Linked DNA regions of Homo sapiens: region 2 is linked to region 1. The links are chromatin contacts, found by Hi-C in ENCODE. All regions are on one chromosome and are shown on one strand. Each heading gives the region's core, a stretch centred on a gene start or an enhancer-like site at or near the end of the contact. The rest is flanking DNA. Distances are from core to core; before and after follow the strand shown.

Region 1 (7,306 bases), core at 3,255-5,754:
TAGCTCATTTATGCTTGCAACTTCAAGAGGTAATATTATGGATATTATTCCTGTTTGACAGCTAGAAAAATAAAAATGGGTAATGCCCAGAGAAGTGAGGTAATTTGCTCAAGGTCACACAGCAGATTCAATGGTGAGGCTAGGCTGATGCATGTACAATGCCTGACACACAATACCTAGGCACTGAGCACAGTCAGCACAGCTTGGTCTCTCCCTGTTTACTTATCTCCCGTGTAAGCTCCCCACCACTGCTACACTGTGAATTCTTGAAGCGGGGAGGTAGATTCATGTCTTTTTGTTTCCTCCTTTAAAAAATCTGTAGCTGGGCGCGGTGGCTCACTCCTGTAATCCCAGCACTTTGGGAGGCTGAGGTGGGCAAATCACCTGAGGTCAGGAGTTCAAGACCAGCCTGACCAACATGGAGAAACCCTGTCTCTATAAAAAAAAAAAAATACAAAAATTAGCCTGGTGTGGTGGCATGTGCCTGTAATCTCAGCCACTCGGGATGCTGAGACAGAAGAATCGCTTGAACCTGGGAGGCGGAGGTTGTGGTGAGCCGAGATCATGCCATTGCACTCCAGCCTGGGCGACAAGAGAGAAACTCCGTCCAAAAAACAAAACAAAACAAAATAAAAAACACCCTGCAGGTAGGAGGCCATAATCCTAAGAGGATTAACGCAGGAACAGAAAACCAATTACTGCATGTTTTCACTTATAAGCGGGCACTAGACATTGAGTATGTGTGGACATCAAGATGGGGACAATGGACACTGGGGCTACTACAAGGGGGGTGGGGGGGAAATGGATTGAAAAACTACCAGCCGGGCACAGTGGCTCACTCTTGTAATCTCAGCACTTTGGGAGGCCGAGGCAGGCAGATCACCTGAGGTCAGAAGTTCGAGACCTGCCTGGCCAACATGGCGAAATCCCATCTCTATTAAAAATGCAAAAATTAGCCAGGCGTGGTGGCCCTGCCTGTAATCCCAGCTACTTGGGAGGCTGAGGCAGGAGAATCGGTTGAACCCAGGAGGTGGAGGTTGCAGTGAACCCAGATCGTGCCACTGCACTCCAGCCTGGGCAACGGCAAGACTTCTCTCAAAAAAAAAAAAAAAAGAAAGAAAGAAAGAAAGAAAACTACCTATTGGTTCTATTGGTTACTATGCTCATTAGTACCTGGGTGACAGAATCCGTACCCCAAACCTTAGCATCACACAATATACTCATGTAACAAACCTGCACGTATACCCTCTGTGTCTAAAATGAAAGTTGAAATTATAACAACCAAAACTCCAGTATCTTTTGCAATGCTCAGGGTTTTATGAGAGTGAAGGCTTTGCCTCGCGAATTCTAGCAAGAGTAAATGAGTTGGCCAAACCTCTGTAGAGAGATGAGTCCCTGGTTTCCCTTGGCGAAACTCCAAGTATTTTAACTCCTGTTATGGACTCAGATGAGATGCGATACATTTTTAACAGACAAACAAAGGGGACAGAGTCATGTCAAAGGCATATGTTATTTGAACCATGGTTGAGTGAAAAATGTATTTGAAATAAAAAATCCTTGCACAGAAATACCATTGGTCTCTTTCCTTTCAGTTTGCTCAACCAACCAACCAAAGAAACTCTTTTGATAAAGCTTTTGTAGTTAAACTGAGTTTTATGACTGGGAATGGTTTTGGGTGCCATCCAAGATAAATTTCTTCTTTTAAAGTCAAGAACAGATTTATTCTTTGGTGACCGAAATGGGACTGGAACCCAGACCTTATGGCGAGCAGACCACACAGCCACTGAAGTGTAGTTTTGTTGGTTTCAGAAGCAGCTGGTATATAATAAACGTTTAGTTGATTATGTTTTTGCATATATAACATGCTAGGCAGGTCCTTAAACTTTTAGGGTCATTGACTATGTTGAGAATCTGATGAAACTTACAGGTCTTTTCCCCAGAAAAATGTCTATGTAACATGCAGATACACTTTTTCATCTGATTGAGAGCTATTCATGAACTCCTGAAGTCTAGCTAGGGTGTCTCTAGGGAGAGGAGCTGGCTAGGGACATGGAATAGAGCTTTTCAGTAGAATCGAAGGCCCAGGTAAGGTTAGACACCACCAATTGGAAATGCCTGCAGGCTTTGAGATGATGTGGTTTTTCCCTGGGTACACTTGCTCTTGCCTTTGTCCTTGGGTTGAGAAAGAAGAAGGTGAAATTGATTCAGAGTTGGGGATTGCTAGGCTGGGGCAGTGGAAAAATATGATATACATGTGCATGATCCTTAATAGCAGGCCCTATTAGGAATGTGTTTGAAATAAATGACTAACCATGAACTCCAGAAAGAGGAGGGAAGGAACTCCAGAGGGGATAGAGAGGCATGGACACCTGGGAAGGAGAAGGAAGTTGTTGGCTGGAGAATATGTTTGTTTGGAGTTGAGAATGGGAGAGGTAAAAAGCTAGGGAACAGTAATAACAGGCTGGGATTTTAGTGCAGGATTGCAGGAGTGGAAGGCTCCTCTGTGAATACAGGGTTCAGGATGAGGCCATGACAGTGGGTCACTCATTGAGTAGTGTCCAGTGTCATTTTTGAACACAGAAGCTGCCCAGAATGCGTGCAGGAGCTGAGAGGAGGCTCCTGGAGGATGCATGATAAAGCCAAAAGTTAATTTGCATCAGGGACCTCTCTGGCTTTAGAGAAAGCACAGAAATCTCTCTGAAATTGAAATTTGCCTGGAAACTTCTCGATTACTCTGAGGCTGTTTCCTCTACTTTGTTTCCTGTCTTCCACTCCCAAATATGCACACGCTTGAGAGTCAGCCTCAAGCACATACTTAGAGCCACTTACTGCTTCTCGGGCACCCTAGCCCAATGCCTCAGCCTCCCTGGCTTCAGTCCTGCGGCTGAGTGAATGTTCAAAAATTATTTTTGCAGAAGCTTCCATTGATTGTGCTAGCTCCATCTGTAGTGTGGTTATAATAACACCCAACTCAACTGGATACTCCATGAGATGCTCAGTAACCCAAGTTTCTTCCCACACAGCCTCTCTCTTGCCTAACATGTGTGGCTAAAAATCATCCCTTGGGCCTTTTTAACTGTTTTGTGTCCACTTTCAGGTAGATTTTACAAAGCATGCGCCCTGAGGACCCGATTGCACCCAGGCAGAGAATTCCAAGGGAATGAAATAAAAAGACTATTTTTTTGCATATACATTTCTATGTTAAAAATCAAAACTTAAAATAATACACAGGCAAAAACAAAACAAGAAACCAAGCCCCAGAAAAAACCAAAACAACCGCAAAAACAAAAACAAAAACTTTAATGAGATCAAAATGATGAGGGGAAAACGATCAGCTCCATTTAGCTTTGCTGCCCGATTTTTATTAGTTGGCGGCCTGATTTCTATTTTAGACCCAAGGAATTAAATGGATCAACCGGGGTGGGGGGGCGTTGAATTCCAGTATTTCGAGTTCCTGGGTTTTGGGAAGAGGAAGAGGTAGTGGAAAACCAGGAGCCAAATGAATATGCTTCTTATAATAAAATTTGAACAGAGCAGCGGGTGGGCCTAGAAGCAGTGACTGGGGAGGTTAGAATTCTTGCACGCAGAGAACCCCCCCAAGCCCGCTCACGCCCGGCCTGGCTCCGAAGGTCTCAGAATCCGAGCCTCCAGGCCAGATTTTCCCTCTAGCCATTCCTGGCCACGCAGCGCGGAGCCGCGAGCACACAGAAAAGGATGTCTTCATCGCCAACCGGGATGGAACGAACCCGCCCGCTCAGGGAGTACTGAGAACTAAAGGGTCCCTCCAGCGCCGGCCGCAGCCAGCATGCCTTGACTGCCTCCATCCCGCGCGGTCCCCACTCTCCAGAAGCCCCCGCCCTGCCCGGGTGCGCGCGCGCACGAGTCGGCGAACCGGGGAGCTGTGCGCTCGGCAGCCTGCGGGCGGCGGCGGCGGCCGCCGACAGCCTCTCGGGGACAGGGTGGCGAAGAGCGGCGGAGGAGGAGCTGGCGCCGCCGCCGCTCCCCTCGGGCCGCGCCCCGCCCTCCGCCGCCACCTGCGCGTCCCCTCCGGGCTCCTCAGCTCCGGGGCTGTGTGGCTCTCGGTGCCGCAGCGGCGGTGTCACCGCGTCCGCCAATTGGGAGACTCGGCGTTTTGGCTCCCGGGGGCGCGGGACGAGCCGCGCGGCCGGATCTGGCGAGCGGAGGGTGATTCGGCACGCGTACCTCCCCGCCGCGCTGCCCGCGACGTTTTGGGAGGGGGTAGAGAACTGCTGTGACTTTTGAGGTCCGACTCCTTCCGGCCAGCCTCGCGACGCGCCAGCTCCGAGACAGGCCGGTGTGCCCTGAAGGCCCCGAAGGCTCTCGGCGCGGTTTGGGGGCTTGGAACGTGTCCGGGAGCCGGCGGCGCTGTGAGCGCTGGTGAGTTTGCCGGCGGGGTGGGGTGGACTCCGCGCGGGGGGCGGAGAGGACGTAGCGCTCGGCCCGGCGCCCGCCCCCTAGTGCTGCCCCCACTTTGAGAGTAATTGAGACTTGAGCGTGACTGCGGAGCCTGGAGGATGCGGGCTCCCCGAGCGGGCTTCCCCTCTGCCCGGCGCGATGGAGCGGGTCGGTGAGCGGAACAAAGGCGCCTGCCCGGGGGAGCGGGTCTTCCGCTGAAGAGCGCGGGTGGCGCGCCGCGACGGCCGCCTGCGGGCCAAGGTGGGAGGCTGTGCGGCCCCAGGCGCGGCGCGCTCCGCCGTGGGCGGGCGGCGATCCCTGAGTCCGGCACCTGTGCGCCGCTCCCTCTGTGCCTCCCGGGCAGCCCCGCCTGCCGGCCTCGGAGTCCGCGGCGCCGGCGGCTAGAGGTCCAGAGGCGAACCACTTGCTGGTGCAGAAGAGAAACCCTCAAATCCCTGGCCTTTCGCGGAGACGCCTGGACGGGGCCGTGCGCCGTGGACTGAGCAGGCGTCTCGGGGAGCACTTCTGCAGAGCGAGGACTTCCATGTGAGCGATTCCGTTCTCCCCACCACCAATCCGACCTCCCAGCCGTCTCCGCCGCCCGAGCATCCTTGAGGTGGGACGAGCAGGGGCTTGGATCCCTGCCGGCCGTCTGGTGTGTGAGGCTTGCACGGCCCCTGGCTGCCCCGCGCCTCGCCGGAGCCCGAGGGGGCGCAGGTCCGGGGCGAGGGCCGGCCGGGCTGTTTGATGGCTTCACTGAGAAGAGTCAAAGTGCTGTTGGTGTTGAACTTGATCGCGGTAGCCGGCTTCGTGCTCTTCCTGGCCAAGTGCCGGCCCATCGCGGTGCGCAGCGGAGACGCCTTCCACGAGATCCGGCCGCGCGCCGAGGTGGCCAACCTCAGCGCGCACAGCGCCAGCCCCATCCAGGATGCGGTCCTGAAGCGCCTGTCGCTGCTGGAGGACATCGTGTACCGGCAGCTGAATGGTAAGGACGCACGCCGGCGCCTCCGGGGCTCGACGCGGGCGGGCCGGGCACAGGGTGAGCCCCAGGGTCCTTGCGCGCTGCGCCCTGTGCCTGGGAGCCGGCACACCCTGGCTCCCGCGCGCTCCTTCTTACCCTTCCTGCCCCGTTTCGGGCAGATGGCCGGGGCTGCTGGAAAGAACAACTTGCCTGATTCTTTTCTGTGCCCCACCTGCAAATTTGGTTTTATCCTGGAAACATGTCAGTACAGTTGGCTCCCGGTCCCCGCGTGCGGACTGGAAATCATTCCCTGGCGACTCCAGCCCGAGCGCAGAAACTAGTGGAGGGGCCACATGGGACTGGAGGCGCGCGGGCAGACGTGTAGGAGGAAATAGTCTTAGAGCCCAGCGTTTGGTGGGGTACCAGTAGGGAACCTGGGAGATTGGAGGGCTTGGATGTCTGCAGACAAAGTCAAGGCCCCAGGTCGCGGAGCTAATGCGCTTAGGTAGTATATGGGAGGAATATGTCATCTGTCTATGAGGCGAGCTGCTCAGCTAAGAATGAGGACTCCTCCCTTCCTGCCGCCTGTGTTTCTCCTTGGGGGCTGCGGAGGGGCGATTGTTAAAGCTCAGGGTGGGCCTGCGAAGTTTCCAGAATGTAGCACAGAGAGATGTGGCATCCCATTAGTGACAGTTGTCTGAATCTGTCCCATCTAAAATGTTGTGCTCAGTACTTCAGGAGAAGAGGGAGACTTTTTATGTGCTCTTGTCACACCTGGGCCAGGTCATTGGACACTAGCTGTCCCCAACGTCAGAGTGAGTGTTACCTACCTGAGTACAGGCAGGTTTCCAGGATGCGTGGGGTTATCCAAGGCAGATACGTACTTAGGTACAGACTACCTCCTCCCTTTCTGAGCTTGTAACTCATGTTCTCAAACGAACTGCAGATAATCACGAAGATCGTGATAATAATAACTGATGGAATTCTTGCTCTGTGCCAGATGCGTGCAAAGACATTACAAGTACATTATCTCACTGTATGTTCACATCTGTCCAGCGAGGCTCCACCCATCCACAGAGGGGAAATGAGAAGACTAAGCGAGGGGAGGTTAACTAAGTTGCCCTGTGTTAAATAAGATATAACTGCGCCCCAAACCTCTGTAATCGGAATAATAATAGAGTCTGGAGTCAGAACCCTGTGTCTGGTTGACCACAGAGCCTGTGCGCTTGACCTCTTAGGCTCAAACTTCTATCCATGGTTTTCCCCTAAGTGAAAGGAGTATTAGGTTTGTTGAAAACAGAAATATGTGGAATTGCAAATACAGACATATACCTTCTCACATTGGAGGATCTCAACTGTCTTCACTGTGGTGGCAAGGGGCAGGGAGAAGGAGGATGGCAAATGGTTCTTTTCAGGCTCACCAAAGGTCCCTGCTGGGTACTGGGGGAGGGATGGGATGGAGGGAGAGGGGTGGTCAGATCTCTGAGCAGGTGAAAGGACGCTGCGGTCTTCTCGAAGCCATTTGACAGATATCCAGGGGATGCCTTGAACTTGCAGGGTATATGGCCTGACTGTCAGGGTAGCCCACGGAAGTTATGCAGAAGCTCTTCTCTCAGGTGTCAGAAATATGGCACAGAATGCGACAAAAACCCATAGTTCATTTCTGGAGGAATCAGAAACTTACGGGGTGGCCTTATAATTTGGGATAGATTCCTGCTGTAGACATACCCATAGGAACTTCAAAGGTTAACCTGGTTTCCCTCATCAGGCTTTTCTCAGGGACACAGGTTAGTTTAGTATCAGTTTCTTTGTTTTATGGTTTTTTTTTTTTTTTTTTTTTTTTTTTTTTTGAGACAGGGTCTTCTCGCTCTGTCCCCCTGGCTGGAGTGCAGTGGTGCAATCATAGCTCACTGAAGCTTCAAACTCCTG
Region 2 (7,432 bases), core at 2,960-5,459, 67 kb after region 1:
CTGACCACAGCTTCTCATCATTGCACTCATCTTTAGGTTCTTGGATGTAAGTTGATGTAGAAATACGTCTGCCTAGCACCTAGCTTTGGCCAGGGGTTGATGGCATAAATGGGGAGGCAATAGTAGCTAATATGTATATGCATGTATATTCTGTGTCTGCCACCTGCTGATAACTTTACAGACATTACCTTCTTATATCCTCAAAACAACTCTAAAGAGTGAGTAGAATGATTAACCCCATTTTATGGATGAAGCTTCCTACTGAAGCTGTTGTCTAATTCTGGAGACTGTGATTTTATTTATTTATTTTTTTCAGATGAAGCCTCTCTCTGTTGCCCACGCTGGAGTGCATTGGCATGATCATAACTTAGTGCCACCTCGACCTCCTGGCCTCAGGAGATCTTTCCGCCTCAGTCTCCTATAGCTGGGACCACAGGCACGTGCCACCATGCTTGGCTAATATTTTCAATTTTTTTGTAGAGATGGGGTCTCACTTGTTCACCTAGGTTGGAGTGCAGTGGCATGATCATAACTTACTGCTGCCTCAGCCTCCTGGGCTCAGGAGATCCTCCTACCTGAGTCTCCTATAGCTGGGACCACAGGCATCTGCCACCATGCTTGGCTAATATTTTAATTTTTTTTGTAGAGTTGGGATCTCACTCTGTCACCCAGACTGGAGTTCAGTGTTGCAATCATGGCTTACTGCACCCTCGGACTCCTGGGCTCCAGTGACCCTCTCTCCTCAGCCTCCTAAGTAGCTGGGACTACAGGCACATGCCACCATGCTTGGCTAATTTTTAAATTTTTTTGTAGAGATAGAGTCTTGCTGTGTTGCCCAGGCTCATCTGGAACTCCTAAGCTCAAGCAATCCTCCCACCTCATCCTCTCAAAGCGCTGGGGTTACAGGCACCCAGCCGAGCCTATCATCTTAACCATTATTTCATGAGTAGCCATAGATTAATACAAATCTATAAGCCAATGTTTCTTGACACTTATGACCAGCCCCCAATAAAAATCTTGCATACTAACTCCCTAATGAGCTTCTCTAATGGGAAACTCTTCTCATGTGTTGTCAGAACTCCTTACTGGAGGGATTAGCAGCATCCCCTGTGACTTCACTGGGGTAGAACTCTTGGAAGCTTGCACGCAGTCTCCTCCAGACCTCCTCCCATGTGCCTGTTCCCTCTCTTGCTGCTTTTTATTTTTATTTATTTTATTATTTATTTATTTATTTTTGAGACAGGGTCTTGCTCTGTCGCCTAGGCTGGAGTGCAGTGGCAGGATCTTGGCTCCCTGCAAACTCCGCCTCCAGGTTCAAGCAATTCCCCTGCCTCAGCCTCTCAAGTAGCTGGGGTTACAGGCACCTGCCACCATGCCTGGGTAATTTTTTTGTATTTTTAGTAGAGATGGGACTTCATCATGTTGACCATGGTGGTCTTGAACTCCTGACCTCAGGTGATCCACCCGCCTCAGCCTCCCAAAGTGTTGGGATTATAAGCGTGAGCCACCGCGCCTGGCCCCTTCTTCTGCTTCTGTTTTGAATCCTCCACTGTAATAAATCAGAGCCACGAGTACAATGTGCTGAGTCCTATGTCTCCTCCTACTGAATTATTGACCTGGGGGTGGTCTTGGGGACTCCCAGAATACCTGAGTTGAAAGCTTGGTTATGCTACTTGATAGTGTGTGGCTTTGAGACTGTTGCTTAATTAAAAAAAAAATTATTATTATTTATTTTTGAGACGGAGTCTTGCTCTGTCGCCCAGGTTGGAGTGCAGTGGCGTGATCTTGGTTCAAGTGATCTTGGTTCACTGCAACCTCTGCTTCCCAGGCTCAAGCGATTCTCCTGCCTCAGCCTCCTGAGTAGCTGGGACTACAGGTGCGCGCAATGATGCCTGGCTAATTTTTATATTTTTAGTAGAGACGGGGTTTCACCATGTTGGCCAGGCTGGTCTCAAACTCCTGACCTCAAGTGATCTGCCTTCCTTGGCCTCCCAAAGTGCTGGGATTACAGGTGTGAGCCACTATGCCCCGCCAATTTTTTTTTAAAAAATTTATTTTTAATTTTTGTGGATACGTAGTAGGTGTATATGTTTATAGAGTACATGAGATACTTTGATTCAGACATGCAGTGTGTAACAATCACATCATGGAAAATGGGGTATCCATCCTCTCGAGCATTTATCCTTTGTGCTACAAATAATCCAGTCATACTCTTTTAGTTATTTTAAAATGTGCAACAATTACATTATTGATTATAGTCACCCTGTTGTGCTTTTTTTTTTTTTTTTTTTTTTTTTGAGACAGAGTGTCGCTCTTTCGCCCAAGCTGGAGTGCAGTGGCGCGATCTCCGCTCACTGCAAACTCCGCCTCCTGGTTTCACGCCATTCGCCTGCCACAGCCTCCTGAGTAGCTGGGACTACAGGCACCTGCCACCACGGCCGGCTAATTTTTTTTTTTTTTTGCATTTTTAGTGGAGACGGGGTTTCACCGTGTTAGCCAGGGAGGTCTCGATCTCCTGACCTTGTGATCCGCCCATCTCGGCCTCCCAAAGTGCTGGGATTACAGGCATGAGACACCGCGCCTGGCCCTGTTGTACATTTAAGTAGTAGGTCTTATTCATTTTATCTAATTATATTTTTGTACCCATTAACAGTCCCCACTTTCCTCCACTCCCCCACTCCCCTTCCCAGCCTCTGGTAACCATCCTTTTGCTCTCTATCTCCATGAGTTCAACTGTTTCAATTTTTAGCCTCCACAAATAAGGGAGAGTCAGCAATGATTATCTTTCTGTGCCTGGCTTATTTCACTTAACATAATATCCTCCAGTTTTATCCATGTTGTTGCAAATGACAGGGTCTTATTTCTTTTTAGGGCTGAATAGTACTCTACTGTGTATATGTATCAAGATTTTCTTTATTCATTCATCTGTTGATGGATGATTATGTTGCTTTCAAATTTCTTTATTTATTGTAATCTTCTGTAAAAAGGGGATGCAGGCCAGGCACGGTGACTCATGCCTGTAATCCCAGCACTTTGGGAGGCCGAGGTGGGCGGATCACCAGAGGTTGGGAGTTCGAGACCAGCCTGGCCAACATGGTGAAACTGTCTCTACTCAAATTACAAAAAAATTAGCTGGATGTGGTGGCGGGCTCCTGTAATCCCAGCTACTCGGGAGGCTGAGGCAGGAGAATCGCTTGAACCCAGGAGGCGGAGGTTGCAGTGAGTTGAGATTGTGACATTGCACTCCAGCCTGGGTGACCGAGCGAGACTCTGTCTCAAAAAAAAAAAAAAAAAAAGGATGCAAATACCAACTTCAAGTGGGTATGGTGTGGGTTAAATTAGAAATATGCACATAGTGGCCCCCAACAAATGTTGGTTCTTTTCTGCTCTCCCATCCAAAAGCAATAACTAACCGAAATGGGTGTAGTGAGTATTTGGGCATTGCTGCAGTAACAGAAAGACCTTCAGTTTCTTGGCATCATTTCCTTCATTTATTGAGTTATGTTCCATGCTCTTTGCTGACCTGGACTCTACTTACTAAACATGGTCCTTCGCTAGAGAGATCGAGAAGAAGCCAAAAAGTCTTTGAGCTTCCAGGATTTTCTCTGGAGACAGCTAACCTGGACTACCAGTAAGTGGCCAACACCAGCTGACACTAGCTGACGCTAGTTGGACTGACACCAACACAGACCTGTAAGAATGAAGAACCTCCTAATTAACGACGCTATAGCTTGGGAAGATAGGTACTTAAGATTGACAAGCCATTTTAGTCTTGGTTTCTGCAGGTGGTGTGGCCGAACATTCAGAATCAAAGCAATTTTCACTTCATTTCATCCAGAAGGTCTCTATGTTTTCTTATAAAGAGACTGTATTTTGCTCCTCTCTCTCCCCACAAAAAGAAATCTGGTCAAAACTAAGCACATTCCCTTCGTTTATGTGTTGGCTGCCGTGGTTCATAAACTTTAGTAGGTTTCAGAATCACATGGAGAGCTTGTTGAAACATGAAATGCTGGCACGATCCTCAGAATTTCTGATTCCTTAGGTCTTGGCGGGGCTTGAGATTTTGCCTTTCTAAACTGTTCCCAGTTCATGTTGATACTGTTAGTCCTGGATAATACTTTGAGAACCTCTATGTGGCCGCGGCCTCTATCAGAGCATAACCGGGCCGTGGCTGAGATACATCTGTCTTATCTGTCAAGAATGACTCATTTAAGCACTTCACTGCGCTGCATGTCCTTTGATTAGGTGGCCAAGGGGGTGGCTAAAGCTGAATTTACAAGGCAAGGAGCCCTGAAATTCTTCTTTGAAAGATCTCGCAAATGATCTATTTATTTTTCATGGGATGATTTTCCAGATCTTTGGTTTGCTTTCCTGTTTGGCTTGTGTTAGAACACTACTGTTCCTAAAGTTGTAATTTTTGTAACCCATTGGCATATGTAAGTGGTTTACACAGGTTCTTGTGGATTAGGATTTCTAACCGTCCATCATCTGTCTGTCCACTGGCCCACTCACCTACTCATCCATTCATCCATCTGTTTACCCTTACCCTCTCTGTCCCACTCATCCATCCACACACACATCCATCCACTAACCCCATCCATTCATCCATCCATCCATCCATCCATCCATCCATCCATCCATCCATCCTGCCTACCCTTCTGCTCATTAATCCATTCATCTGCTCACCTGATCCACCCGCCCACCCACTCACCCCATCCACCGACCCACCCATCCATCTGTCCATCCTTCCACCCATCCATCCATCCATCCATCCATCCATCCATCCATCCATGTATGTGTCCACCCACCCACCCATGCACTTATCCATTAGCTCACTCCATCCATCCATCCACCCACTCATCTATCCATATGTATATTCATCCATCATCCATCCATCCATCCAACATAACACACTTGTAGACTATAGAGATATAAAGAAAAATAAGACCATGTCGCCATCCTCAAGGGGTTTATGGTACTGTAATAGAACCTCCTCTTTTTTGTCTTCCTTACAGAAAAGTGTGCATTTCTTGCTTTCTAGTGAGTTGAGATAATAGTTAAATCCATTAGATTAATATTGACCTTTCTTGTAAACACACATCTCCTCAGAAAATGTTTTGAGAAATCTGCTGACTTCTTGAAGTAAAGGCACAAATGTCTTTAACCCAGTAAGTACCTTTTGTTGAAAATCAATTCCTTCCAAGGAAGCTTTTCATAGCCTCTTGGTGGTGATGACAAGAAGGTTTCCTCTGAATAAGTATGGTATGTTTTAGAAAGTTCTGCCACGTTATCATGTTGGCTTGAAAGCCCCATGTCTTTATCAGTAAGTCTGGCCCGTGGCTTCGTGCAAGATGTTTGTAGATGGTGTGTTTGTATTGATGGAGCATCTGCTCTGGGTCAGCCTGCACTGCATGCTCAACCATTAGAGAGCACCCATGTAAATAATTCTAGACCACCTTCCTTGGGATCCTTTGACCAGACACATTTTGGCATTTACTACTAGGTGCAGTAATAATCCAGGTGACTGCATGTCCACTGGTGTAAATGGTTTTAATGGTTCCTAGAGGCTGGATTTTAAGTGTTAAAATCACTCTCTGTGTCCCTTCATCCTGCAAAAGTGTTCAAAAACTTGAGTTATAAACTTTTCTTAAAATACCTGAATTATTTTCATCTCTCCTTATCCTAGTTCCATCTTTATTTAAACACATGGAGCTTTTTGCGTGGTTATAGTCATTATGGATATTCAGTTTTTTTCTGCTTTTCTCACATTACATTATTTAGTAAATATTCTTTCCTGCTCCTACATAGCTATGATAACTCTATAATAGTGCACAGTTTAATGTACCTTTATTGCTTTTCCATTTTCTATCACTTAGTTATTAGGTCGTTTCTATTTTTTTAAAAATAATGAATGTTTCTATACCTAGCATCTAGACTCAGAAAACAAAACAAAACTCAACTCTTTTTTCCTTCTTTAAAATAATTACTTACGTACATTTATATGATGTTATTTATATGTATTATTATTCTGATTATATTTTTAAACACTCTTGATATAGTTAGTCAGACTTTCTTCCCAAAGAATTCAGGCAATTCAGTTATCTCTCTGCCAAAATTGGGCTTAATGGTTTTTCTTTGTTTTTCTAATTTTAATTTTAAAGAGTGTGCCCACTGTTTTGATTTGCATTTCTTTAATTACTGACATCATTAAATCCATTTTCAGTAATTGGCTTATTAAAGGAGTTCTGTTTATGTGTTCGTGTATGTGCAGGAAACTGGTACCATATTTTTTCTTTGTATGGGGGTGTGTGTGTTTATTTTTATATATATATATATAATTTGTGTGTGCATGCGTGTATGGCTTAATACTATACATGTGTGGATTTTCCAGTCATATTGGCTTTCTTTTCATGTGTTTTTTTCTGGCCTCATAATACTGATGCCTGCTGAGAACTCAGATATTTATTGAGTGAATGAATGTTTATCTTTGCTCTGATTCTCTTCTGTTATACACATTCAAAACTCTTACACGGGAGGACAATGTTGTTTGTTTTATTCCAGGTTTTCTTATTTGATTTGTGATATTTAGCTTATTTTTTGGCCACAAAATTTAGATTGGATACGGATCTAAGTTTGTTTTTCTCCATTTTTTTTGGTTTGATTTCTGTCCTAATGCATGAAATTATACTTTATTTTACTTTGCCAGTTTTTTTTTTTTTTTAGTTTTTTGAGATGGAGTCTCGCTCTGTCACCAGGCTGGAGTGCAAATGGCATGCTTTCGGCTCACTGCAACCTCCGCCTCCCGGGTTCAAGCAATTCGCCTCCCTCACCCTTCCGAGTCGCTGGGATTACAGGCACACGCCACCACACCCAGCTAATTTTTGTTATTTTTAGTAGAGACGGGGTTTCACCATGTTGGCCAGGCTGGTCTCAATTTCTTGACCTCAGGTGATCCACCCGCCTCTGCCTCCCAGAGTGCTGGGATTACAGGCGTGAGCCACTGCGCCTGGCCTACTTTGGCAGTTAAATTCTTTAAACATTTGGGATCTATGTCTGGGATGCCTCTTCTTTCTCAGTGATCTGTGACTTGGTTTTAAGGTATTTTTTACTCCTTATGACATGTTTGTTTCAAACATATTATAATGTTCAATGAAGAAAATCCTCTTTTATTCATTCCTTTCCCCCAAATAGTATTTTTTTCTCTCGTTTTTTTCTGTTTTAAATTGCATTTTACATAAAACAATATAAATAAGCAATGAAAAGTTTTCCAGGGCAAAAGGAGCATAAAGTGCAGACCTTTATTCTGTAGCTTCAGTGAAGTATAATTAGATAAATTTTAATTAAATTAAAATAATTCATCACACAGACAATATTATAACAGGAGTAGAGAAAAGAAAGTGAAACTTTCACCCACAGTCATCCATAACAGTTT

Evidence for each region. A loop is a pair of places that touch in the nucleus more often than their neighbours do. Pooled maps may share reads with other maps.
Region 2: a loop to region 1 is called in a map of ovary, with 10 times the contacts of the local background. The contact joins the enhancer-like site here to the promoter of GALNT17 in region 1. A Hi-C loop is called at or near these places in 5 of 168 maps with a recorded cell type or tissue (esophagus muscularis mucosa, heart left ventricle, ovary and 2 more) and 4 of 50 pooled maps.

The regions. Positions count from the first base shown.
Region 1 is chr7:71,127,640-71,134,945 of GRCh38, forward strand. GALNT17 (polypeptide N-acetylgalactosaminyltransferase 17) reads left to right here and starts at 4,505. Exons shown (of 11, transcript NM_022479.3): 1 at 4,505-5,401. The coding sequence starts at 5,164.
Region 2 is chr7:71,194,921-71,202,352 of GRCh38, forward strand. The region is part of intron 1 of GALNT17 (polypeptide N-acetylgalactosaminyltransferase 17); the gene reads left to right. Among named protein-coding and RNA genes, the nearest start is that of GALNT17, 66 kb to the left of the region's middle. Within about 2 kb of position 4,210, at least 4 of the 41 ENCODE cell types and tissues checked have a DNase peak (open chromatin) inside an H3K27ac peak, as active enhancers do; they include ovary, where a contact is called at or near this core.